3 separate regions of the Mus musculus genome follow, and all the other regions are linked to region 1. Evidence: chromatin loops called from intact Hi-C (ENCODE). Cell type or tissue: gastrocnemius. All regions are shown on one strand. Links, peaks and the distances in the headings refer to the core of each region. The heading gives the core; the rest is flanking DNA. Region 1 holds the start of Pik3c2a (phosphatidylinositol-4-phosphate 3-kinase catalytic subunit type 2 alpha). Region 2 holds the start of Nucb2 (nucleobindin 2). Region 3 overlaps Nucb2 (nucleobindin 2).

What was found. Peaks named below come from ENCODE experiments on the same cell type or tissue, not always from the same donor. Only the 100,000 strongest peaks of a DNase experiment are listed, where the experiment ranks them.
Region 2: a loop joins it to region 1, with 2.2 times the contacts of the local background. A loop is called at or near these places in 23 of 42 quality-filtered maps.
Region 3: a loop joins it to region 1, with 2.8 times the contacts of the local background. A loop is called at or near these places in 22 of 42 quality-filtered maps.

Annotation. Positions count from the first base shown.
Region 1 is chr7:116,438,387-116,446,796 of GRCm38, forward strand. It overlaps Pik3c2a (phosphatidylinositol-4-phosphate 3-kinase catalytic subunit type 2 alpha), which reads right to left and starts at 5,072. Exons shown (of 33, transcript NM_011083.2): 1 at 4,918-5,072. In gastrocnemius, for the core only: no CTCF peak of the experiment used is centred there; a DNase peak (open chromatin) is centred at 5,090; H3K4me3 peaks cover 3,431 bases; H3K27ac peaks cover 3,806 bases.
Region 2 is chr7:116,499,759-116,508,168 of GRCm38, forward strand. It overlaps Nucb2 (nucleobindin 2), which reads left to right and starts at 4,611. Exons shown (of 14, transcript NM_001130479.2): 1 at 4,611-4,726. In gastrocnemius, for the core only: a CTCF peak has its summit at 4,297; a DNase peak (open chromatin) is centred at 4,558; H3K4me3 peaks cover 1,850 bases; H3K27ac peaks cover 1,296 bases.
Region 3 is chr7:116,509,114-116,517,523 of GRCm38, forward strand. It overlaps Nucb2 (nucleobindin 2), which reads left to right. Exons shown (of 14, transcript NM_001130479.2): 2 at 342-512. Among named protein-coding and RNA genes, the nearest start is that of Nucb2, 9.0 kb to the left of the region's middle. In gastrocnemius, for the core only: a CTCF peak has its summit at 5,116 (motif pointing left); no DNase peak of the experiment used is centred there; H3K27ac peaks cover 1,793 bases.

The sequences.
Region 1 (8,410 bases), core at 258-8,257:
ATCCAAAGATAAATATCTACAGCTAAGCCAACAAAAACTGCTTTCAAATCTATTTAAAAAGTGTTTTAAAATTCCATTTATTTTGTATCCAAATAGATAAAAAAGAAATGCAAGATCAGTTCTGCTAGTACCTGCCATCCTAACACTTGCTAGATAGAAGACAGGAAGAGCTAGACTTCAAGGTCCCCCTTAGCTACAATCTGAGGCCAGCACAGGCTTCATGAGACCCTACCTAGAAGAGCAAAAAGGTAATCAAGTAGTTCACAGTTGTATTTATATCCCTTTTAACTGTCAAAAAGTCTATGTGTATATCTTGTTCTTTTTTAATCTATCACATCAGAAAGAAAACATAGGCTAAGCATGGTGGCACTTGCCTTTAACTCCAGCAGTCAGGAGGTAGAAAGCAGATCTCTTGAGTTTGAGGCTTCTCAAGGTGGCAAATTCCAGACCAGGGCTACATAGTAAGATCCCAAGTGAATAATGTCCCAACAATTTCAAACAAAAATCCTAGTGCCAGGGATGGTGTAATATACCCCTTAATAGGTTTGTGGGATAAGAAAGTACCCAAAGCTCCCCTTCCTGCTCCCCCCTAATACAGGCTATTGATTGCTATTGCTCCTGGTTGCAGACCTAAGTAATAAGACACTATTGCTAAAGACAGAAAACACTTCTGGTTGCAAGCCATGCAAACATCAAGCTAGAACTCACACAATATGTACTCACTGATAAGTGGATATTAGCCCAGAAACTTAGGATACCCAAGATATAAGATACAATTTGCTAAACGCATGAAACTCAAGAAGAACGAAGACCAAAGTGTGGACACTTTGCCCCTTCTTAGAAATGGGAACAAAATACCCATGGAAGGAGTTACAGAGACAAAGTTTGGAGCTGAGACAAAAGGATGGACCATCTAGAGACTGCCATATCCAGGGATCCATCCCATAATCAGCCTCCAAACGCTGACACCGTTGCATACACTAGCAAGATTTTGCTGAAAGGACCCAGATATAGCTGTCTCTTGTGAGACTAGGCCGGGGCCTAGCAAACACAGAAGTGGATGCTCACAGTCAGCTACTGTATGGATCACAGGGCCCCCAATGGAGGAGCTAGAGAAAGTACCCAAGGAGCTAAAGGGATCTGCAACCCTATAGGTGGAACAACATTATGAACTAACCAGTACCCCGGAGCTCTTGACTCTAGCTGCATATGTATCAAAAGATGGCCTAGTCAGCCATCACTGGAAAGAGAGGCCCATTGGACTTGCAAACTTTATATGCTCCAGTACAGGGGAACGCCAGGGCCAAAAAGTGAGAATGGGTGGGTAGGGGAGTGGGGGGGAGGGTATGGGGGAACTTTTGGGATAGCATTGGAAATGTAAATGAGGAAAATACCTAATTAAAAAAAAAAAAGAAAGAAAGCTTCTGTTTACAGTGGATGTAAATTAATGAAGAGCTGTATGATTAGTTAATGTGTTGAAAACAACTGACTGCTGAGGGCTCAGACTTAAACAAGACATCAGTACCATCAGGTTCAGGTAATACGAGGAAGAGAGGCTGAAAGAATTTAAGAGCCAGAATATGGGAGGGAATACTGTAAAACAGTCTTCAGGGTGTGACACGGCTGCTGTATCCATTACTCACAGAAACATGGCACAAGACCTGCATAAGACTGGGCCCATTAACATTCTATCATGGATTTGGAAGGGACTCATAAACTTGCCCCACTCTCAAGGAGCTATAAGAATGGTTGCCAGGGGTGGGAAGTCATATTCCTCAATGGTGTAACCCCTAGCTAGCCGCCTTTACTTAAGTAAATAACCACCCATCCACACTCATGCAGACAACCTTAATTAAAATTTTCACAAAAGGGAAAAAGGAAGACATGAAAGTTGTTGGGAGGAAGAGGTTCACTGGGAAGGGAAGAAATAACAGAGGATTAACAGGGGTGGGGATGGAAATATCATAGTATATATACATATATATTTATATTATATAACATTATATAATATATAATAAATATATAATATATATGAAATTAAAATTTAAATAAAGAAACATTGCAAAAAAGATAAAAGGCATACACAAATGCACAAAATAAAGATATAAAAACTGTGACTTCATGGCCAGATGTGCTGGTGCAGGCCTTTAATCTCAGCACTTGGAGACAGAGACAGATCCAGGCCAGTCTAATATATGTAGTGAGTTCCAGGATAACCAGAGATATACAGAGGGACCCTGTCTCAAAATAACAACAACAAAAGCAAACAAACAAACAAAATTGTGGCTCCCACATAAGCAAGAAAAATCAAGAGGTTTCTTTTAGCTTCAACCATAGTCCTATGAACATTGTGGAATACACCTATTGAGAGCAGAATTTCCAAGTGTGACCATGATTCCTGCTAAAAGAATATTGTATATAAATACTATCGAATAAATATCAGAGCTTTTAGGCACTTTTCTCAATTACCTTACCACTTGCAAGAAAGCTTAGGATCTTATCACCTTTACCCATGTTGCCCTTGTTAATAGAAAGAACTCATTCTGTAAGCCTCATTTTGGGCATGATCTTTCTCATCAGACCTGCTCATTTCTTTAGCTCTCAACCCAGGAGATCACAGCCTTCTTTGGAACTATGAATCCACCACTGTCTTTATAACCAACTGGCTAACCTGTCTTCCTAGGTGGATTGAACAATTTCTACTTTGTTTTCTTTCTCTCTTTTCCTCCTCCCTCCAGTTTCTCAGGGTTGGTTTATAGCCCAACTCAGTTACAACTATCAAATGAAACCACCAAACTAAAGGGGATATGGCTCAGTGGTAGAGTCCTTGCTTAGGCCCTAGGTTTAATCCCTAGTACTGGGAGGGTAGGGTGTGTGTGTCCAGATTAAACAAATCATCAAATTCTGTAAATTTAGCACACTAAAATATCTTCAGTATTTGCCTGTCTTGGAAATATGATCAATTAGTAAAACAGATTAAGTTGTCTTATTAAATAAAGCAAGGTAAGTTACAACTTCATTCTGAAAGTACTGAGAATCAAACCTGTGGTTAGACAAGTTTCCTTAGCTATACCCCCAGCTCACAGAACTTTTGCTGTTTTGCTTTTTGTTTTTGGAGCTAGTCTTCTGTAGCTCAGGCTCATCTCTACAGGTATGTGGTTAAAGCATTTAAGAAAGTGCTTTGTACCTCTCCTGATCTGAAGGGTTGATGTGATGCTGTGAGGCAAACTCTGAGCTCTTAGAAACAGCCTGTCTTTAGGTAGAAATGCACTGAATGTGCCGAACTTATTACATTCCAAACAATATGCCAGATTTACTCTTGGGCACAGAAATGTACATAGCAACATAAAACTGAATGGAAAATTTGGAGCTCTAAATAGATGCAACAAAGAATTATACACTTACACAGCTAATTACAGAAAGTTGTTTCTAAAATCCTGAAAGCAAACAAGTCAACCTTTATGCTCTATAAAAATGAAAAAAGATTGAGACCACTAAAGTATAATGTTTGCAAGTTAGACTGCAAGCAACATGCACACCAATCATAACCCAGCTTTGCTTCCTTTATTATTATTATCATTTTTAGAGACAGTGTCTCACTAGGTAGACTAGGCGGACCTTAAATGTGACTCTCCTACCAGAGCTCTGCAGTGCAGACAAGCATTGCAATTATAGGGTGCACCACCATGCCCAAGACAACGGAGGTTTTTACAAGACAAACTGCTTTCAATATGAATTCCGCCAGCACCCATGGGAATCTGTGGAGGTGCTGTATTTATTATGTATCTATGTTAAAAATCACTTTGAAACTAAGTTTGAGTTAACAAATATCTCTCTCTCAGTTACAATGCTTTTCAGTATTCAAAACACTGAATGCCAAACTTGCAGGCAGTTTCAAAAACTTGAAAATTTCAACCAAGGCACTTCAGCGTGGTCTGTAACCTTGAATAACCAACTCCAATTACAGCAGAGCTACTTAACAGTTTCTCGTGGAGAAAGAACCATCAGGGAGGCAAGAGTACAAAGTCTTCCCTGGAACCAGTGTTCCAGGACCTCTGCGCAGCCTCTCTTCCCGAACACTACTTCACCAACCCCCTAAGAATAGCCTTTTATTTTCTGTCCTTGGCTTGAGATGTACCACATTCAGTGATCTCCCCCCCCCCCCGCCCCCCGCCCCGAAGGCAGTATTCTTCCTGACACCTACCTGGAAAGATTTAGGGATACTTTTTAAGAAGTAATCTTGTTCAAACAGGGATGCTTCCTTCGTGTCACTGAATTCAAACACCCACTGGCTAAAATAAAAATATACTAATTAGGACTTCACCTTCTATCAGGACAACACGGTGAAAGAACTACCGTATACACTCCCCTCCTCTTCAATTATTCCTTGTTCCTCAGTCACGCAGGAAGAGTTAAATATTCTTACTTTAATGCCCTAGCAGAAAGATGATGCACTAAATATACACAAATATCATTGCGTTCCCAAAGCAAGCAGTTTCTGGATTTTTGTTTTAAGGTAACGAGGTGAAGGGTCTCAGAAGAAAAAGAACCACCCGAGGCTCTAAAAACCGAGCTGGGAGAGGAGAAGGAAGAGGCCATAGCAGAAGTTCAACAGCCACTCTCCAGAACAGTCGGGACAGGAGCCTGGGACCGCCACCGCGGCTCCCTCGCTGTCCCGGGGGACCGTGGGGTGGCTTCCCCTCCCCCGCCCCCCGAGGGACAGCAGCGTCCGGCGGCCCGCGACAAAGGGGCCTGGCGCGGGGCGCTGGCGACCGTCGGGTGGGGGACGGGGCCCCGAGGAAGGAGTCAGAGAGGATGGAGTGACCAAGGGGCACGGCGGCCGGGTCCCTCCCCTCTGAGTCCCTCGGCGGCTGCGCAGAGCCAGGTCCCGCTCCGCACGCACCGGCAGCCCCTCACCTCACGCTGCGGGAGTCTTGGTCTTCACCGCAACCCGAGCCTTCGCGCCCTCCAAGGTCCGAGCCATGTTTTTCTCCCGCCTCAGCTGGCTCAGCCGGCCGCTGAGGAGAGCTTCGACTGACTCCGCGGCCAGCCGAGCTCTGCACGTCACTTCCGATGGTGCAAGCACCGCCCCCGTACTTGAGCGCCTTGCGATTGGCCGACGCGGATGGCCTACCTGAGATGGCGGGCGGGGCGCAGGCGGAGCCTGAAAGGCAGCAGCGGGGAGGTTGCGGGATGGAGTGTGGTTGCCCCGGGGAATGGGTGTCTTAGGCGCGGCCGGCCGGGGGCCTCTCGGGGAGGCTACCCCGGGACTCCTCCTGGCCGGCCTCGAGCTCCGAAGCGCCCTTTGTTCCCGGGCCCTGTCCCAGCACCGCGCGCCTCTGATCTCTGGCTTGCGGTTGCCTGGTTTGAGGTTTTGGCCCCAGGCCGCCCAGAGATTAGCTTGGTTTGGAAGACAGAAAAGAACAGTCAAGACGAAATCTTTCATTCCCTCCAGCGGTCGGCGAGCTCTCGCGGACGTTCAGGTGCTTCGAAGTTTGCATTAGCTCGTCGTGTGGGCCCTGGAAAGGGCTGGATGCGTGCGTGCGGCGTTCTCGCCTTGGTGTTTGCTGACAGCCCCGCCGCGGCCAGGTGGGCAAGGTTAGCCCGGTAATAACAGCGCTCGGCCAGACATCACACCCAGGCCCCATAGTAATCATACCTTTCTCGTGAGCGCGGACTGCAATTGGGCTTGTAAAGAGTTTAGCGCTCTGTTGTCTGATTCAAAACTGTGAAGCAGATGGGAGAATTATTCCCGTTTTACAGATTGCAAAAGACGACTGTCGGTAACTGTCGGAGGAGAGGAATGGCAACGTAAACTGGCAGAGTCTGCTTGGGTTTTGGGATTTCGAAGTGTATTCCCAGCATTTCCCCCTTTCCTTTAGTAAGGGAGGAGAGACCTCTGATCCTTTTGGTTTAAATAAACACGCTTGCACTTCTAGAGGCTGGATGAAGTTCTGCTTTAAGGGGAAGCGGGAGAAGGGGGCAGGGAAGGAGGGCAGGGAAGGGAATATGAGAATGTGGCATCTTCCTGTAGTCCAAGCTGAAGCTAAGACAGGAGATTACTCTAAAGCTCAGCAGTTCAGGACCTGTCTCCAAAAACAAACAAACAAACCTAGCTCAGTGGTAGTGCACCTAAGTAGGTTTAGTCTCCAGCACTAGCTGAAAGCAAAAGGAAAGGCTATTCTAGGGAGAAGTCTAGGAGCAACTTCTGGCTGTACCACCCTCCCTCCCAGCCCCTAGCTGTCTACTAGCCCCACCTCCACGCAAGCTTACACACCCCAGAAGAATGTCCCTTAGGAATCTGCTCAGCTCTACAGCATTGTTCTGCTTTATCTTCTCATCAAAGGAGGAATTTATACACTTGGCAGCTCTTCCTCAAGATTTAAAAGGGTGAGGAAAAGGAATTCTCTCAGGACTGGCTTCCTACCTTCTGCTGGAAAACAGAGTGTGCCTTTAGGAAAGAAAAGAAAACACTGAGTCTTATGGGAAGATAACTTGGTGTTCTCTCTCTCTCTCTCTCTCTCTCTCTCTCTCTCTCTCTCTCTCTCTCTCTCTCATCTCTCTGATCGAGAAAGGGAACTATCTTCTTTTGGTCCCTGGTAGCTTATGCCCTCCCTGGTTTGACTCAAACAAATCCTTGTTGAAATTCTGGCTTTCTCATTTATTGTGGCTTTTGTATGGCCCCACAGGTAGGAAGTGCAGTAGACTGAGAAGCTGAAGACTTAGGTAGCTTCCAATTGCAAATTGTTAGGTGTCAAGAAGCTGGGCTAGGAGCCCCCTCTCAGCCCCTCCTCTGCCTGGCAGTGGTGCCTGCCGATGGTTGTTAAACAATGTGAACAGACTTGTAAAGAAAGTGCAAACCATGCTTGCTGTCCTTTGAGACCGATTAGACACTAGCTAACAGCTACTTTCTCCTACTGGCTTCAATTTTAAGACTTGATAGTAAAAAGGAAAAAAAAAAAAAAGAATTAAGGGGTTGCATTACATTTAAACTGCTCCAACCATAACTTCCCACAGAGAACTTCATGGCATAGCCAATACCCCCAAACTTCTTCCAGTACCAAGTACGAAATAGGGACCCTTTCTCTTTTACCATATATAAAAAGAATGGCTGACATTTATGGAGCATTTCCTGAAACCAGACCCTGTTCTTTGAATTGCATTACTGAATCCCACCCACAACCTGAATGAAAAGGGGCCATTATGTCCTTGATTTATACTTGAGCACTTTGAGGACCAGAGAGAAAAGCAATTTTCCAAAGGCCACCCAGCTATTAAATAAAAGTCCAGGGTGATGCACGCCTTTAATCCCAGCACTCGGGAGGCAGAGGCAGGCAGATTTCTGAGTTCGAGGCCAGCCTGGTCTACAAAGTGAGTTCCAGGACAGCCAGAGCTACACAGAGAAACCCTGTCTCGAAAAACCAAAAAAAAAAAAAAAGAGTCCAAACCCAGATCTTACTACTTAGCCCAACCTTTTTAACCCTCTCACTGCCCTTAAATTTTAACAGGAGAGCTTTAAAAGGCCATCAATAACTAGGCATGGTTGTGCACCCCTGGAAGTCCAGCACTCAGCAAAGGCAAGTAGATCACCAAGTTGACCAAATAAATCCTTTGCATGTATATGGAGTCTCTGAGTAGCACAGTGACCCACACCTATAATCCCAGTACTTGGGAAGTAGAGGACAGAGTTGAATAACTAGGCCACACAGTGAGACTCTTATGTCCAAAAATAGATGTACCCCAGTGGCCTATCACTTGCCTCCGATGTATAAGACTCCGGGTTCCAATCCTGACTCTAGACTCCTTAGAAATCATCAACTATGGCAAATAACATTGACACGGATAAGTGACACTCAGAATAGTGAATTTGTAAACCATAAAAGTTTGTGAAAGGAATCAATGCTTGCCTTAATCCAAAAAGGGGACTGGGTGTTGAGGGAGCATATGCTGAGCCCTGACCTTCTGTAGAGTGTGTTGACCACAGCTCTATGCCGAGGATATGCTGGGCAACAAGGCTATCTCTGTCCTCTGAGCTTGGAGTACATGGGAGACAAGCACTAAATACCCAATGAAATGATCATTTATTCTCAATTGAGATAAGCAGTGAAGGAAAATTACAGTGTTCTTTGATTTAGAGTGAAAAGCAGGAAGGCCTTCTCTAGGAAGTGTCATTGAGCTGAGTAGAAATTAAGGAGGTTGGACATGCTGGCACACATCTGTAGTCCTAGCCCTTAGAAGACAGAGGCAGGAGAATTAGAAGTGCCATGCCAGCCTTGGCTACTTGTCAAGGCCAGCCTGGGTTACATGATACATGAGCTCATAGTTTTGGTGGCGAGTGTAGCTTTAACAGCTGGCTGGGTCCTTTCTCCAGCTTAAAACCCTTCTCAAAAGGTGGGAGGGAAGAGGAAGA
Region 2 (8,410 bases), core at 203-8,202, 61 kb after region 1:
AACCAAACCAACCAACCAAACAAACACCAGAATAGGCTGGGTATAGTGGTGCACACCTTTAATCCCAACACTGAAGAGGCAAAGGCAGATTGATCTCTAAATTCAAGGCCAGCCTGGTTTACAGAGTGAGTTCCAGCTGGGGATGTTACATAGAGGAAAAAAAAAAAAAAGCCAGAATAGGTGGGAGATGGTGGCACATGCCTGTAATCCTAGCAGTCAGGAGACAGAAGCAAGAGGCTTGCCACTAGTTCAAGGCTGGTTTGGACTACATGTGGAATTCCAGGGCATTGAGGGCTACAGAGATAGAAGCTGAAACAAAACATTAGAATAAATGCAATATATGTACACACACACACACACACACACACAGAGAGAGAGAGAGAGAGAGAGAGAGAGAAAGAGAGAGGGAGATAGAGAGAGAGGGAGAGAGAGAGGGAGAGAGAGAGAGAGAGATATGAAACAACGAACATAAAACAACCAACCACCCAGAAGCAGCTGAATGACACCCTCCACCCTCTCTCCTGAGGTACCAAGTACTCTATGGGGCAGGGCTCATAGCTGCTGGTTTGCCCAGATGTTTTTCTTTTCTTCTTGCCTGCCCTCCAGCAAACTCATTTTGATTTTCTTAGCTAAGCGGAGGTTTTCTTGGAAATTAAAGAATCAAATTGCCTAGTTCAAGATGAGTGATATCCCACGAAGGCAATAATCAGCTGGGGTTTCCTAGGTAACGGGCGGAGGGGCGTGTGAGGAGAGAAGATAAACTCTATTCAGTACCATCTCCAGCACCTAATATGCCCCAAGGTTACAGGTGCAGAAATACTTTTTAACATATCCCTGTAGCATGCTATGCCAGCCACCCTCTAATTTACTCTTCACTGTCTCTGCAGCAGAAACCACTGCTGCCTAAAGGCTTGCTCATAGTTAATAACGCTAAGTAAGGGCATATTCCAAAGCAGCACATTCAATGCAGTGGACTGCCAAGGCAGGAAACAACCTGGAACTGTTTTTTTTTCTCCAACATAATATTTTTATTGAGTATTATTTGGGAATTTCACATCATGCACCCTTCACATTGACTTCTGAGTCCTCCCAAGTCTGCCCCCACCTTTGCAACTCCCCCCCCCCCCAAAGAAGAAATAAACCCAAAACCAACCAACCAAACAAAAAAAACCTGCCAATTTGTGTTGACCATAGGTTCACTGGAGCATGGTCAGACTCCCAGTGGCCAGCCCCTTAAAGAAAACTGAGTCCTCTCTCACCTTTTAATCCATTGGATTCTTGCTCATTTAACCTCTCCATTCAGACGTTGACTTATTGGTTACCTAGTGAGCTGATTGGTTACTCTGCCAGAATACATACCAGGCATAGAGTCAGATAACAGATTCAAGACCAGGCCCAGATGCCTGGCATTTGAGGCAGTGTTGGGGAAGGATTCTGACCTGTGTAGTGTACTGGCTCTTCTTCCATCCTTCTCCCTACCTGGAAATTCTCCATCCTAGATAAAACCTAAGTCTCAGATTTTATTATTAAATAATATTTCTTTCTCCTCTTAGAACCGCATGAAATACTCATGTGAGTCTGCCTTGCATATGTTTATAGTCAGTCACATATTTTGTTTGTTTTTGTTTCATACGGCAGGCTCTTACATAGCCCAGGCTGGCCTCAGATTCCATCTACCATGTGCTAGTACTGAAGGCATGGGGACCACCATGCCTGTCAAGTCTAGCAATTCCCAGTGTTGGGGTGGCATATCAATTCAAATCTTACGTGGTTAACAACGACACTTATGATGTAGGGAATATCTCTCAAGTTGAAATTTAGTGTCCCTACACCATATTTCTTATCTTCCTCAAGTGTCATTATGTTCAACCTGTTCATTTTCTTTTTCTTTTTTTCTATTTATTTAGGTTTTTCGAGACAGGTTTCTCTGTATAGCCCTGACTGTCCTGGATCTCACTTTGTAGACCAGGCTGGCCTTGAACTCAGAAATCTGCCTGCCTCTGCCTCCTGAGTGCTGGGATTAAAGGTGTGCACCACCACGCCCGGCTCTGTTCATTTTCTTACATATGTCTCTACATATGATGGGGTTCATGATATGTCTCCTTCTTTCTCCCTTCCTTCTTTCTCTCCCTCCCTCCCTCCCTCCCTCCCTCCCTCCCTCCCTCCCTCCCTCCCTCCCTCCCCCCTTTTAGTACTGAAGGCTGGACCAGGGCCTTGAGTACAGAAGGGATGCTGTCTACCACTGACTACATTCCTCGCCCTTGATGCTATTTTTATCATTTTTTCCTGTAAGAACTGTTCTTCTTTGCTTTTATTTAGTGCTGTTTGGTGGGAGAATTGGAGTCAGAATCTCACACTGTTCCCTGGACTGACCTCAAACTTAAAGTTGATTCTTCTGCTTCAGTCTCCCAAGTGCTTGGATTAAGAGCCACTACTCCAGGCTTTTATCCTCATGGCCTTCTGAAGTGCTGTGCTCCGCTGTCTTCTAATCCAGGAAATTGCTGTTTACTTATTGTTCAGCCTGTTTTTCTTGTCTTCCCCATGCCCTTCACCCCAGAAAGGTGTCGTCACCTCAGTCACCATACTCCTGTTCGCTGTCTTCTTCCTTTAATTACATCATTGGATGAATTCCACCTTCTCGTTTGCCAGGTTTTACTGATCTGCATCAGATTTCTATGAATCATACAGACAGATCAGCACCAGGGTTTCTAAGGTTTGCCCTTAGAAAATCTATGCCCAGTTTTTGTGCCCCATTCACATGGTATTTGTCCTTGTGATAGGTTAATAGGTAATGGAAATGTTCAAGGCAGTTCCTGGCTTTAATAAGTTAATAGTCTAGTATCTTGTTTTTGTTTCATAAGGCAGGTTCTTACAGAGCTCAGGCTGGCCTGGAATTCCCGATTCTTTTGTTTCCATCTACCATATGCTAATCCTGAAGGCGTGGGGACCACCGTGCCTAGTGAGTCTAGCAATTCCCACAGTGCTGGGGTGGAATATCAACTCAAATATTACAGGATTACTAACGATTCTTAGGATGTAGGTAATATCTCTCAAGTTGAAATTTAGTGTGCCTATAACATAATCTTTTATCCTCTTCAAGTGTCATTACATTCAACTTGTTCATTTTTTTTTAAACATATGTCTCTGCTCTCAATCCCTCAGTGGAAGCAGAGCCACAAAACAAAAAATGGACAACATTCTAAAACACAAAAGGAGCTTAGCTTTGGGATATTATTCAAAGTAAGTGGACGAGAGGTGTGGATAAGAGTTAAAATCTAGAGGCTGAGGTTTTGGTTTAGTCACCATCCCAAGAATGGCCGAGTTAGTACAATGTGACTGACTCTTTTTTATAGACTGTAAGTGTGTGTGTGTGTGTGTGTGTGTGTGTGTGTGTGTGTGTGTGGCTGTTACTGACCCCATTTTATACACAAGGAAATGGAAGCATAGTGCTCTGATACCTTCTTTAGGATGGGTTAGAAAAGTTGAGTGTTGCAAGAGAGAAGTCTGATCTCTAATGGTGCACACAGCCATTAACCCACGTTGTGTCTTGCTAACAGTGGTTTCCATTGCAGTCTACCCTCCCCTGGATCTGTGGGTTCTTCGTTTGTAGATTCAACCAACTAGAGATAGAGAGAATGAGACAGAGAGCGAGCGAGCGAGAGTGCTAAGTGCCAGCATTCGTGTGTCTCTCTCTGCTTCCTGATACCTTGTGCCAGCTGCCTCAAGCTTCTTCTACTGCTGTACTGAAGCACACCCTTAAACTGTGAGCAAAACAAACAAGCAAAACCCCAAAACCAAACCAAACCAAACCAAACCAAACCAAACCAAACCAAACCAAACCAAACCCCTCTTCCTTCTTTAACTGCTTTTCTTAGTATTTTTCGTTGCAGCAAGGAGACCAGCCAGTCAGTACACAACCTAGGACCTTTTTCTTTGGGTTGAAAAACAAAACAAAACAAAACAAAACAAAACAAAACACCCTAAAAATCAGTCAGGTGCGAGTAACTGGCACTCACGCTTCAAAACCAGCTCCAAGGCTCTAAAGCTTTTCTACCCTCCAAGCACGTACAAAATGCCCCACGGTTAAAATGTTGTTAATGTTAAATGTGTTGAAGATGTCTTGACTCCACGGGGCAGAGAGAAGAAAAATCTGTATCTGAGAGGTAAATGCTATTAAGTCACAGGGACTCAGGGACCACGATAAGGAGGGTGGGGGTACGTTAAATACCAGTCTGAGTCCCTGCAGGAAAGAGGCTCTCCAAGACTCACAAGAGGGCTACCACTTTTTTCTCCACCACTGTGGGCGCTGCAGGCTCATGCCAGAGACCAAGAACCTGGCAAACCCTAAGATTTTGTGGGGGATCCCCGGGCATCACTTCACCCTACTAAGCCATGCACTAAGAGCTAGTCTAAGACAGCAAGGGAAGGAAGAGGCGCGGCTTCCTCACGCTTCGGAGAGCGCCACGTCCCTCTTGGCTAGTTCTTCCAGAAGCGCCTTCGCGTAGGCGCGTCCCTGGACCAGTTCACCAATAGGAGTCCTCCGCGATCCGGAGCTGGACCAATTAGCGGCTGTGGGGGGAGGAGGCAGTCACCATGGCAACCAGGAGGCGGGCACGCATTAGGCTGTGGATCAGAGCAAGGCGGAGGGCCGTGGGCAGGGAAAACTGGTGTGCTCGCGGCGGGCATCAGTCGGCTTAGCCTCGCGCGCCGGGACCCTGCAGAGAAGGTCAGTGGCGCGGAGCAGGGTGTAGATCCCAGCCTCGAGGAGGCTGGACGGGTCACAGAAGAGAGGGCGCAGGTCTGTTCTTGCCCTGCCCATGGTTGTGGGCATGGAGGGCCGAGTTCTGGGCGGGCAAGGTTGGGGAGGGTCTCCCAGCTGAAGCCGGAGGCGTCGGGTCCACTCCACCACTCTTCTAGCTACAGAGCGCTTGAGCTTTTCTTCCGGGTGGGTAGCACGAGCAGGCAGAGTAGGTGCTGGACCCAGACTGGGGCGGGGTACGTGGGCGAGGGGCTCGCCCACTGGTGAGGTCTCTGGACCTATCGATTCCCGGCTGATGCTCCGCGCCCCCCCGCCCCCCTCCAGTTGTGGAGCAAAGCTAGGCCCAGGAACACAGCTCTTCCCCGGGGTATGTGAAACCAGCATCTGCCACTAAGGAGAAAGTTCCTGCCAGCTGTAGTATCGTTTGCCCCAAAGTGACAAATTAGGTGAAAGAGGATACATTTTGATTTAGGGGGAAGAGAAAGATGTTACTTTCTTGTTGCACCTGCTGAATGTTACCTCCGTGGGCTGGTGTGGTTATTGTGGTTGATACAGACAGCAGTCTTACCAGACAGTTATTTTGCAAAATCAGAAAGGGGTGGAGGGGAAGAGAATGAAAATGAACAGGAACCCTTGTTCTGATAATTTATACCTTTTACACGGGTTAATGTACCTTTTACACAATTGAATGCCGAGTGCTATCATCTAAGTTTCTTATTTAAGAAACTGTGGATAAATAATATACATTTTATCCCCCTCCCCAATCATCCTGATTTTGACAAAAGGCAGGAAAGTGGTGACTCACACAATATCAGCTGTTAGGGGAGCCTGAGGCAGGAGGATACGGGGCTTAAATGAAAATATTTGTTATAGTGAGTTACAGTTAATTTTGGGATTTCCCTACAGGAAAGCTTAAAATGTTGAGATGATTGTCCCAAAGAATTGTCAAGAGGTGATAGTATTCTACCAGGCATTTGGACCAGGGAGCCTTTGGCTATTTAAATTGCTTCTTAAGGTCTTCCCTGGCTGGTTTTGTTAAGAAACTGGACTTGAGTAATGCTCAGATTATTTTATCTTAGAAATTGTATCAGGAGTTTTCCCTCACATAAGCTGTGTTATGGTTCTATAAAACTCAAATTCAACAAATAATGGTCCATGTTCCAACACATGTTCCTTGGTTAACACAATTAACAGGGTTGCACATTAAAATAATGGAAATTTAGGATTACAAATGAAATCTCAGATAGTATCACTCTAGTTATTAGGTGAGCACAGGACTCTCCATCATTAGGTTTGTCTGATGTGGGTCAAAAATTCATTTCCAAGAGCCATCTAGATGACTCGGTGGATAAAGGCGCCCGCAGCCAAGCCTGATCTCCCTCTGAGTTTGGTCCCAGTGACCCATAGGGTAGAAGGGGGCACCAGCTTCTGCAAGGTGTCCTTTAAAACATCCATAAATACATTGTAACAATTCCTCTCTGCCTCCTTGTGGGTTTACAGATGCTGTTCTTAGGCTATTTTCATTTACCCACTGCTCTGTGGTGGAGCCCCTGTCGCATTTACTCTCCTCTGTTCCCTAAGGTACTTACTGTTCATTTCATACTGTGTGTGTGTGTGTGTGTGTGTGTGTGTGTGTGTGTGTGTATAGGCTAGAGGCCCATTTCAGATGTCTTCAATTACTTCCCACCTTATGTTTTGAGACCTGGAACTCACCTATTTGGCAGAGTATCTGGCCAAGGATCTCTATGGATCCTCTGTCTCCACCTTTCAGTTTAAGCCTTCTGAGTGCTGGCATTACAGATGTTGACATGACTTTTGCCAGGTTCGTTTGTGTTCACTAAATACAAAGTGAAATGTAATCATAAGAAGGCAATTGGGACACTTTTCAAATCAGTAGTTATTGATTATGGGCGTTAGTTCTGGTGTCTTTGTTTTAGGATATGTTGTGTGTGTCACTGCAGACAGCAGTACAATAATGTATGTTAAACTTGTGGCCTACTTCCTAAGGACACTTTTAGTGACTGGTGTCTGCAAAATATTTCTTGAGTATTTGGGAGTTGGAAGGGTCAAGTGCTGGTTTTTAAAACACATTGAAGGGCTGGCAAGATGCCTCTGAGGGAAAAGGTGCTTGCTGCTAAGCCTGATGTCCCACGTTCAATCCCGTAACCCATGTCAAGGTGGAAAAAGAACCAACTCCCCCAAGTGTTCCTCTGACTTTTACTTAAGTGTCATGGAGCTCGTGTGCACATGCATAAAATAAATACATAAAAAGTAAAACACAAAACATGTGTTGAAAATAATTTATACCTATTTAATTTTTTTGAGGCAGAGTTTCATTGTCGCCCAGGCTGTCCTGAACTCACTATGTAGCCAAGTTTGACCTCAAACTTAAGGCAATTCTCCTAATTCTCCTGAATTCAAGGATTATAGGCAGTAGACACCACATCCCATTTTAATCCAGTTTTATAGTTAGGAAAATCAAGACTCAGAAAATCAAGTTTCAGACTAAGAATGGAGCTCTATCTTAGCATACATTCAATTCCCAGCACGGGGCGGGGGGCGGGGGGGAGGAAGAGAAGTGCAAGTAACTCTCAAGTGAAGGAAAGAGGCTCAAGGTTCAATGTGCCGTTTCTTTCTTTGTTTTTACCATGTTGTATTGAAGTCATGTACAAAATGTAACCTGCAAATTCTCCTCCCCTCCCCTCTCCCCTCTCCTCCCCTCCCTCCTCCCCCCCTCAGAGATTTTATTTGTTGTATATATCTGAGTACACTGGTGCATCAGACACACCAGAAGAGAGCATCAGACCCCATTATAGATGGCTGTGAGCCACTATGTAGTTACTAGGAATTGAACTCAGGACCTCTGGAAGAACAGTCAGTGCTCTTAACCACTGAGCCATCTCTCCAACCCCCCCCCCCCCGACAGTCTTATATTAAATACACTGCCCAAAGACACCCGTTACTAAAATTTGAAGAGGTTTGATTTGCTTATTTTCTTTGCAGACTGCATAGAAATACTTTCAGCATTGAATTTAATCATGTACATCCTGTCTTATGTAAGGGGGTTTCAGAGAAGGCGTTGAAATGAACTGAGTTTTATATCTGTGGCAAGGAGAGATGGCTCAGTGCTTAAGAGCACTTGCTGCTCTTGCAGAGGATCAGGGTTCAGTTCCTAGAACCCATATCAGGTTGGTCACAACTGCCTATAACTTCCATTTCAGTGGCTCTGACACCCTTCTCTGGCTTCCGTAGGTACCTACATGCATTTGGTGCACATACAAATAAGTAGGCACATACACATATAATTAATAATAATAATAATAATAATAATAATAATAAATAGCAGTATATCTGTGACAAACAGGTCAAGTTAGTTAAAGATAATTATAATATTTATTTTTGTATGTGTGTACCATGGCATTCATGTGGAAGGTCAGAGGACAACTTTCAAAAGTTAGTTCATTTCTACCATGTGGTTTCTGGGTCTCAGGTTTGCCAAGCTTGGTGGCTAGCGCCTTTACCCATTAATCCACCCTATCATCTCCAAGTTAACTGTTTTCAAGTAGTGGTAAGTAATTATAAAGAAATATTTAAGTTAAGAATTTGTTAATTGTTTAGTTTTCTTTCTTCCTTCCTTCTTTCCTTCCTTCC
Region 3 (8,410 bases), core at 155-8,154, 71 kb after region 1:
CTTTGTCTATTTTATCAGTACTTTGAGAGGTCATAAAAATTGGATACTCTTTTTTTTTTTTTTTAAAAGATTTTCGAGACCTGATCCTCTTCATAGCCCCGGCTATCTTGGAACTCATTATGTAAACCAGGCTGGCCTTGAACTCACCAGAGATCCTCCTGCCTCTGCCTCTAGTGCTAGAATTCAAGGCATGGGCCACCAAATCCTGCTAATTTGATACTTTTCTTTTATACTATTTTCATACTATGTATTTAATAGCACACATTCTTGTGTGTTTTTCCCACTAAATAAGAATGCATTTATAATTCATTGTTATATTTAATCTCTCTTTCTCCATTTAGAACACACCAGTCAGTTTTTCAAGGGAAAATCCTGGGCCAGGAGCCAAGTCCTGATCTCTACAAACTTAATATTGTGTAGATTATTTTACCACCTGAGATCTCAGTGGCCTCATCTGTGCAAGAAAGAGAAAATTAAATAATAAAAAAGATAAAACCTTGGCCTGTCTGAAGGTAAGTGTTCAGTGAAAAATCGTCTTCTGTAACAAACAGAAACCAACTATGGCAGCCAGCAGCAAATAAACACTGGGAAGAGACCAGGGGGAAAGGAAGGAAAGATAGAGTCTCACTATGTAGCCCAGGCTGGTCTAGAACTCACTATGTGGCCCCGGCTGGCCTTGAGCTGACAGCAATCCTTCTGCCTCAGCCACCTGTGTGATGGGATGGAGGCATTCATTACCATACCCTGATTAAAGTAATTTTTCTTTTAAAAAATATTTTACCCATTTATTTATTAGTGTGTGTGTGTGTGTGTGCGCGCGCACGTGTGTTTGTGTGTGTTTGTGTGTGTGTCCTCAGAGGCCAAAGGAATCTGATGCCCTTGGAGCTGGAATTGCAAGTGATTGTGAATCGCTTAACACGGGTGTTGAGAATGGAACTTGGGTTAAGAACAGTGTGTGCTCTTAAGCACTGAGCCATCCCTTCAGTCCCTAAAATAATTCTGCCTTATAAATTTAAATTTTATTTTACTTTATGTGTATTGGTGTGTTTTGCCTGCATTCATGTCTGTGCACCGTGTGTATGTCTGGTGCCCTCAGAGTCCAGAAGAGGGTGTCAGATGCCCTGGAATAGTTACAGGCAGTTGTGAACAGCTTCATGGATGCTGGGCATTGAATTGGGGTTTTGTGAAAGAGCAGCCAGTGTTCTTAGGGCTGAATCATCTCTCCAGCCCCTAAAAGAGTTTTTGAAGTCATAGCTTATAATAGGCAACAGGACTTCATAAAGTTGACTGCAGCCTCACCTTCTAGTTCTTGATCTGTTGCCCCTAAGGTTCCTCTGGTCTTCAATGGCAATGATGGCTTCTAGACCTCTACTGTTACAGTGGAGTTCCAGGCAGCCAGGCAAAGACAAAGAAGAATGCATTCTGTCTCTCTGGAGACTCCCTGAACCAAGACTTCAAGGAAACATAGCTGAATGGATGGGCTTTATGCTACTGAGAAGGAAGGAATGGTTTGGATATCAATGGAGAAGCAGAACTCTCTGCCGCAGATAGAGCTTCCCTCCTCTCCTTTCTGAGCTTAAGGCCCTTGGCATTGTCTTACACAGCCTTGGTGATGGGAGCAGACCTTCTGGTCTGAATGCTGCCAGGAGAAAGAGGTAGTCTGTTTGCTGAATTGCATTTCTGCTATTTTCTCAGGTCGTTTCTTTCTCCTAATTTGTCTTTTTTTTGAGACGGGATCTTGCTGGTCTGGAACTCAAAATCTAGCCAGGCTGTTGAACTAGTCTGCCTCTGGAGTTGTGATTACAGGCATGTGCCCTCCTTTTCTTTTGTTCTATGATTCATTATAAAGGCACTTTCCTCTTGTTTGGAGATTTGTTCTGGTTGTTTAAAAACAACCACCCATGAATGTTCAGTGGATGTTTGTTGTTCAGAGGCAAGCTGACACGTATGAAACTGCGGGCCTGTCTGGAAGCAAGACACTAGAACGATAGAGACCTTTCCCCAAGATTGCCGCTTAACCTGCCATCAGAAGTGACTGTTGATGAGTGTGACCCCTCTTGGTGTAGTCTTTGTATTCAGGATAATCACACAGGACATATGTTTGCCTGGCTTGCTAGTTGAAAGGAATTGATTGTCTAAAGTCACTTAGCACTTACCTGGCATGAAAGTTTTTCTACTGCCCCTTGCATAACTTATTTAAGTATACCAGTTCAGGGGCCAGTGTTAGGAGTTGAAGCCAGGGCCTTACTCATGCTCTTCAAACCCTCTATATGGAGCTACCTATATACTCCTAGCCCTGGGGCATGACAGTATTTCTTTTCAGATTTTTCCCTGTAAATAATTTACAGACATACCATGCTTTATCACTTAAAATAGTTCGGACGACCAGCTCTGATAGGACACAGTTGTAATCCTAGAACTTCGGAGGCTGGTAGAGGCTGGAGGATCAGGAGTGGAGGCTGGCCTGGGATAGAAAGCTCAACTGGCATTATTTTAGTGTAAAAAAAAAAGTGAATTGAAATGAACAACCTTGAGAAAATGAAACAGCAATCCAGGGAATGGAATTTTAATCGAGAAAGAATGTAAAGATTCAATCAGTTGTTCAGTGTTTATAGGATGGAGATAAAGAGAGATTAAGGTTTTATTTCTATGAAGTGTGTTTGCATTTTCACAAGCTCTTCTGCTCTTCCTCTTAAATACGTGGGCATGGCCAGGCATGGTGCTACACAGATTCCTATTGGTCTTAGACTCACTGTGGAACCGAAGATGACTTTGAATTTCTGATCCTTCATCTTCTACCTTTTTAGTGCTGGCATTACAGGCAGGAACCACCATGCCTAGTTTTCTTCAGTCCTGAATGGCTAGCAGGCTAAGCAGACTCTTTTCCAACTACACTACCTTCTGAGCATCTTACAGGGTTTTCAAATGCATTTGACATTTGAGTCATCCAATTAAATATGTCTGTTCCTGAATACCTCTTGAATAGTCCTTATCTTTTGTTTTGCTTTTGTGGTTTAATACAGTCTTACTTTGTAGCCCAGGCTAGCCTCAAACTTGCTGCCATCCTCATGTTTTAGCCTCCCATGTGCTGGGCTCAGCTCAGTTAAAAACATTTTTTTTTTTCAGGGTTGGAGAGAAGGCTCCACAGTTAAGAGCACTGGCCACTCTTCCTGGGACCTGGATTCCAGTCCCACCACCCACATGTCAGCCTTAAAATAAAAAAGAAGAGCAAATGGGGGTGGGGATTAATTAACAGGGGAAAATTAAAAAGGAAAAATAAAGGAAACAGATTCACAAAGGCAGGGGTGGGGCTAGGAAGATGACTCAATGACTAAGAAGGCTTGGTATGCAAGCAAGAGGATCTGAGTTCAAATCCCCAGAACTCAGGTAAAAAGTGAGACATGATCCCTTATGTACCTGTAGTCCCAGCTCCTCTGCCTTGCATGTGAACATACCACCATATGGTATTATTTATCTATCTATCCATCCATCTATCCATCCTTCCATCCATCAATCTGATCTATGTACCTACCAACCTACTTACCTATCTATCTCTCATACACACATTTACACAGTTTATACTCTTAATTGGATAACCTCTTCACTACTTGAGTGATTTCACAGCTAAGAAATCTGTCTCTGTGTGAGTCACAGCTTTGAGTTGTTTTTCTGGACTTGGGAGGCTTGTTTTGGATTTACTGGATACATAGGAGAAGGCTCTGATTCCTTCTGCATCTGTACTTTTCATGTTGTCATATCATAGGGCTAGGGATGTAGCTTATTTGTCAAGTGCTTGCTTGGCATGCACCAAGCCCTGGGTTCAATTGCTGGCACCTTATAAACTGGGTGTGGAGGTGCACACCTGTAATCCTAACACCCAGGAGATGGAGACAGAAAGATCAGGAGTCTAACTTCATCCTTGGCTATATAGTAAGTTCAGGGCAATCTGGGTTATATGTCTCAACATGTAACAACAACCACCACCACCACCACAACAAAATTCACATCATACTACACCATACTAGACTTGGGGGCCTCCTGCCTGTAATCTCAGCACTGGGAAGGCTGAGAGGCAGGAATGCTGTGAATTTGAGGCCAACCTGGGCTATCCAGTGAGTTGAATGGGTTTCATGTTATCCTGTTGTTAGAGTCAACTCTCAGCTTGTAGTGTTTAGCTTTGTCTGCTGTTCAGCAGTTGGTGCACTGTCTCCTTTCAAGCTCTGTGTCGTCCTTAGGGAAGAAGAGGGTGATAAAGGAAACCTGGTCAGGGAAGGAAACTAGCTCACACCCCTTCTTCCTGTCGGCTGTCCTTCCTCTGCAATCATGTGCAACATTCCCACATCTTCTAGTCGATGGAAGTCCGTAACTGGATCTGTCACTTTCAACATTTTTAAAGCGATTTTTTTTTCCTGTCATTACTCTTCTACCTAATGTACTCGAACACTTTCCATTTCCTCTGTTAGGGCGACAGTTGACATTTCTGAGTCTTTATTAAGGAACTAAGCCATGTTTAAGTTAATTGTTCTGGTTACATCTAGAATGAGCACTAAAAGATTAGAATCTAGTAGAGGGGGAAAATACGTTTAGAATGGTTTCCATTGATCAGAAAGAAGTGAACAAGATGACCGTCTCTGTAGCTCAGCAGGGAAAGGCGCTCATTGAGAAGCCTGATGATGTGAAGGGGGTGGAGGGCGAGCACTGACTTCTGCGGGTCACCTCGGAGCTCTGCAATAAGGAGAGGCAGTAGCTATTAAAAGGCAAGGCAAGCAGAACGTCCTGAAGAGGATGGTAGCGTTCACACGTAGGATTCCTGTGTTTCACTGGTAGGACACATGACCATTATGGCATATAGAAACAAAATGCTGCCATTGAAAACCGAGCCAGCCGCGGCATGATTTATCATGCACAGTCCATTTCGTTCCCGAAAGTGCTTCTACAGATTAATTTAGATACACAGGTTTTGCACAGCATTTATAAAAAGACTTATGGGGCTGGGGAGATGGCTCAGAGGTTAAGAGTGCTGGCTGCTCTTCCAGAGATTCTGAGTTCAATTCCCCAGCAACCACATGATGGCTTACAAACATCTGTAATAGGATCTGGTGCCCTCCGCTGGCAAGCAGATATACATGCAGGCAGAACACTACATAATAAATACATCTTTAGAAGAGATTTATTTGATTTTTAAATTTTATTTTATGAATGAGTGTTTAGCCTGTATTTCTGGGTATCACGTGCATGCAGTAACCCAAGGAGGACAGAGAGGGTGTCTGATCCCCTGGGGTGGAGGTACAGACAGACAGTTGTGATTTTCGGTGCTAAGAACTGAACTCTGGCCTTCTGGAAGAGCAATCAGGGCTTTTAACTGCTGCATAGTCTCTCCAGCCTATCTTTGTTTCCTGTCAGACTCCATTGCCTGGGAGTTTCTTCTAATCCTGTAACTTGAACTTCACAAGCGTTGGTATTGGGGCTCTCTTGGTGTTAGCATAAGCTGGCAGAGGGCTTTCAGATTTCCTTTAATTGTTTGTGAACCAGAAGCCCTGACAGCTGTCAGCTGTGGAGGAACAGCACCAACGTGTTCTTTCCCAGGTGTCCTGTTCCTTAGCTGCTCAGACACATCATATCAGAACGCCCCAGGAGCTAAGTGAACATGCCCGGCAGGTTGGACCAGGTTCTTCAAGCCGGATTTAGCAACTCTTCCTTTCGCCCACCCCCACAAGAGCTCCCTGGAACATCTTTGGGAAGCTGCCTTGTAGTTTTGAATGTAACGTGTCAGCAAACCTTGGCCAGCTATTTCTCCGAGAGTCCTTCCGTGGAGTGCTATGAAAACCCATTCATAGACTGGAGATGCAGTTTAGTTGCTAGAGTGCCTGCTTTGATGCAGGAAGCCCCTGGATTCAATCCTAGCGTGTGCAGTCACTAGATTTGGTGTTCTCGAAGAGAGTCTTGAACCGTGGACATGTTCCTAGTAGTTACTGAACTATCTTGCATGGGCTGATGAATGGACACTCCAGAAAACAAGTCTGTGGAAACCAAAGGAAGTGGGCCCGGGAAGTAGCTCAGTCTGCAGAGTGCTTGCCTAGCACACACAAAGCCAAGTTCAACGTCCAACTGCGCATGACGGTGTACACTTATAATTTCAGCACTCCAGCGGGTTGAGGCAGGAGAATCAGAAATTCAAAGCCATCCTTGGTTACCTAGGCCAGCTTATCTCTAAATGTCACTGTGAGTTTGATGCCAGCCTGGGTTACATAAGACCTTGTTTCAAAAGAGCACAAGCTCTTGTGCCTGTGTCTTTCCCCTTTAGGGTTAGTTAGTGTATTATTTGGAGGCATGCGAGAGAACATTAGGAGCAGTTTGTCAGCCTTTCCCATTGACTGAAATCAGCTTTGCCTCTCCACTTCACCCTGTGGTACTGAGGTCAAACCTTCCCCAGCACATGGCACATGCTGGATAAATACTCTGCCGCCGAGTTATGTCCTCTGTCCTTTTCTTATGTCGCACGCCGCTGGAAGTTATGAAACATCTGCTCAGCGTTAGGAAGACGTTATTGACAGTTTGACATTTGCGTATCTGCCTTGGAGATGACCACATCCACCCTGTCAGCCCAGTACTTGGGACCTGCAGTCGGTTTCTGCTGTCCTCAACAGTGCACCATGGCTGCTCGTAGGGAATGTGTGTGTGTGTGTGTGTGTGTGTCTCAGAACATAGAGTAACACAGCTTTGTGTAGTAGCTTCCTGTCTAAAGTCTGGTAAAGCAATTAGTGCCCATAAATGAAAAGGTCAGGCTGTTCCTCTGCCAGCACTGTTGCTCACCTCTGTCAGCTGCCTCATTTTCTCTGCTTACAGAAGAGCACTTGAATGCCACACTACAGCCCTCCTCTCCAACCCCCACTTCCCGGCCCAGCAGGTCTGGAGATTGAGTTAGGGCTCCATGCATGCTAGGCAAGCGCTCACCGTTGAGCTATGGCTGCAACCCTTTCTTGTTTGTAGCCCAGGGTGGCCTCAAGCTCTGTGTCAGCCTTCTGAGTCCTATGGTCACACTTGTGCAACTCTGGGTCTGACTTAGTTTAATCCTTTTGAAAATAGTGACCAGTAAGACATAATGATAATGCAAAAAGTTTGATGATATGACATTAAGAAAAACTGACATAACGTCAAAACTGCAATGACTTTTATGACATTCAGGTAGTATAGCCAGATTGCTGTTACCTCCTAGTCAATCAGTATTTTTCAGTTAATTGAAAGACAATCCCTGACTTTTAAGATATTAAGCTAAATAATCCTGTATCAAGTTGCTTAAGTATAGACTCAGTGATCTGAGTAAATTTAAACAGGAAATATTTGCATTAGAAGGCAGATGTGGCTGGGAAGATGGCTCAGTGGTTAGGAGCACTTGCTGCTCTTGCAGAAGACCCAGGTTTGGTTCCCAGAACCCACAAGGCAGCTCACAGCTCTCTGTAACTCCAGTTCCAGGGGATCCAACCCCCTCTTCTGAGCTCCCCAGGCAGTGCACACGTGTGGTGCATAGACACACACGAAGGCAAAACATGTGAGGAAAAAAAAATCTAAAAGAAATTGAAAAAGGAAAGAAGGTTGAAAGGGGACTTGTATAGTGGTAGGAGAAAACGGACTCCTAAAAGTCCTGTGATCTTCACACATTCAGTGTGACACATGTGAACACACATGCACACATACACATAGTAAATAAATAAACAAATAAAAACAAGAAGAAAGCAGAGGTTGTCAGATATACAAAACTGTGTACATGTATATACTTGTACATGCTTATATATTAACACACTAATAGGAGCACAACTAATTTCAAATAAGATTGGGCTCAGACACAAAGTCACTCAAATAGTAAAGTCTGGCAGAGGGCTAGAAAAATGTAAATTTGTGTAACCTTGTAAAAATTGACAGAATTATCAAAGAAATTACAAAGAAAGAAGATCATGTTTTTTCTCTGATAGAGATAGAATAAAAAATGAATGTGTTAAGAATATAGAATTTAGATTATGGAAAATTATAAATCATGGCTAGTATAGTGCCATTTATATTTTCTTCCTTCACATTAAAAACATTTAGCTCGACATTTTGCTGTGTTTCTTTTTTGTAAAATTGAAAGATGATTCTATATCATGTAATTTACACACACAGACACACAGACACACACACACACACACACAGACACACACACACACACCCTCACTATGCAGTCCAGTCACGTAGTCTAGGCCTCAGGCTCAGTCTTTCTGCTTCAGCCTCCAGAAGCTGGAATTACAGCATGGGTCACCACACGAGCTGTCGTCCATCTTCATGTAAAGTGTCCACTTGGCTGGTGTCTGGGGCACTCTAATGCTGCACCACGTCAGCTCTTTCTGATTTAACACATACTCCTCCCCACTAAACA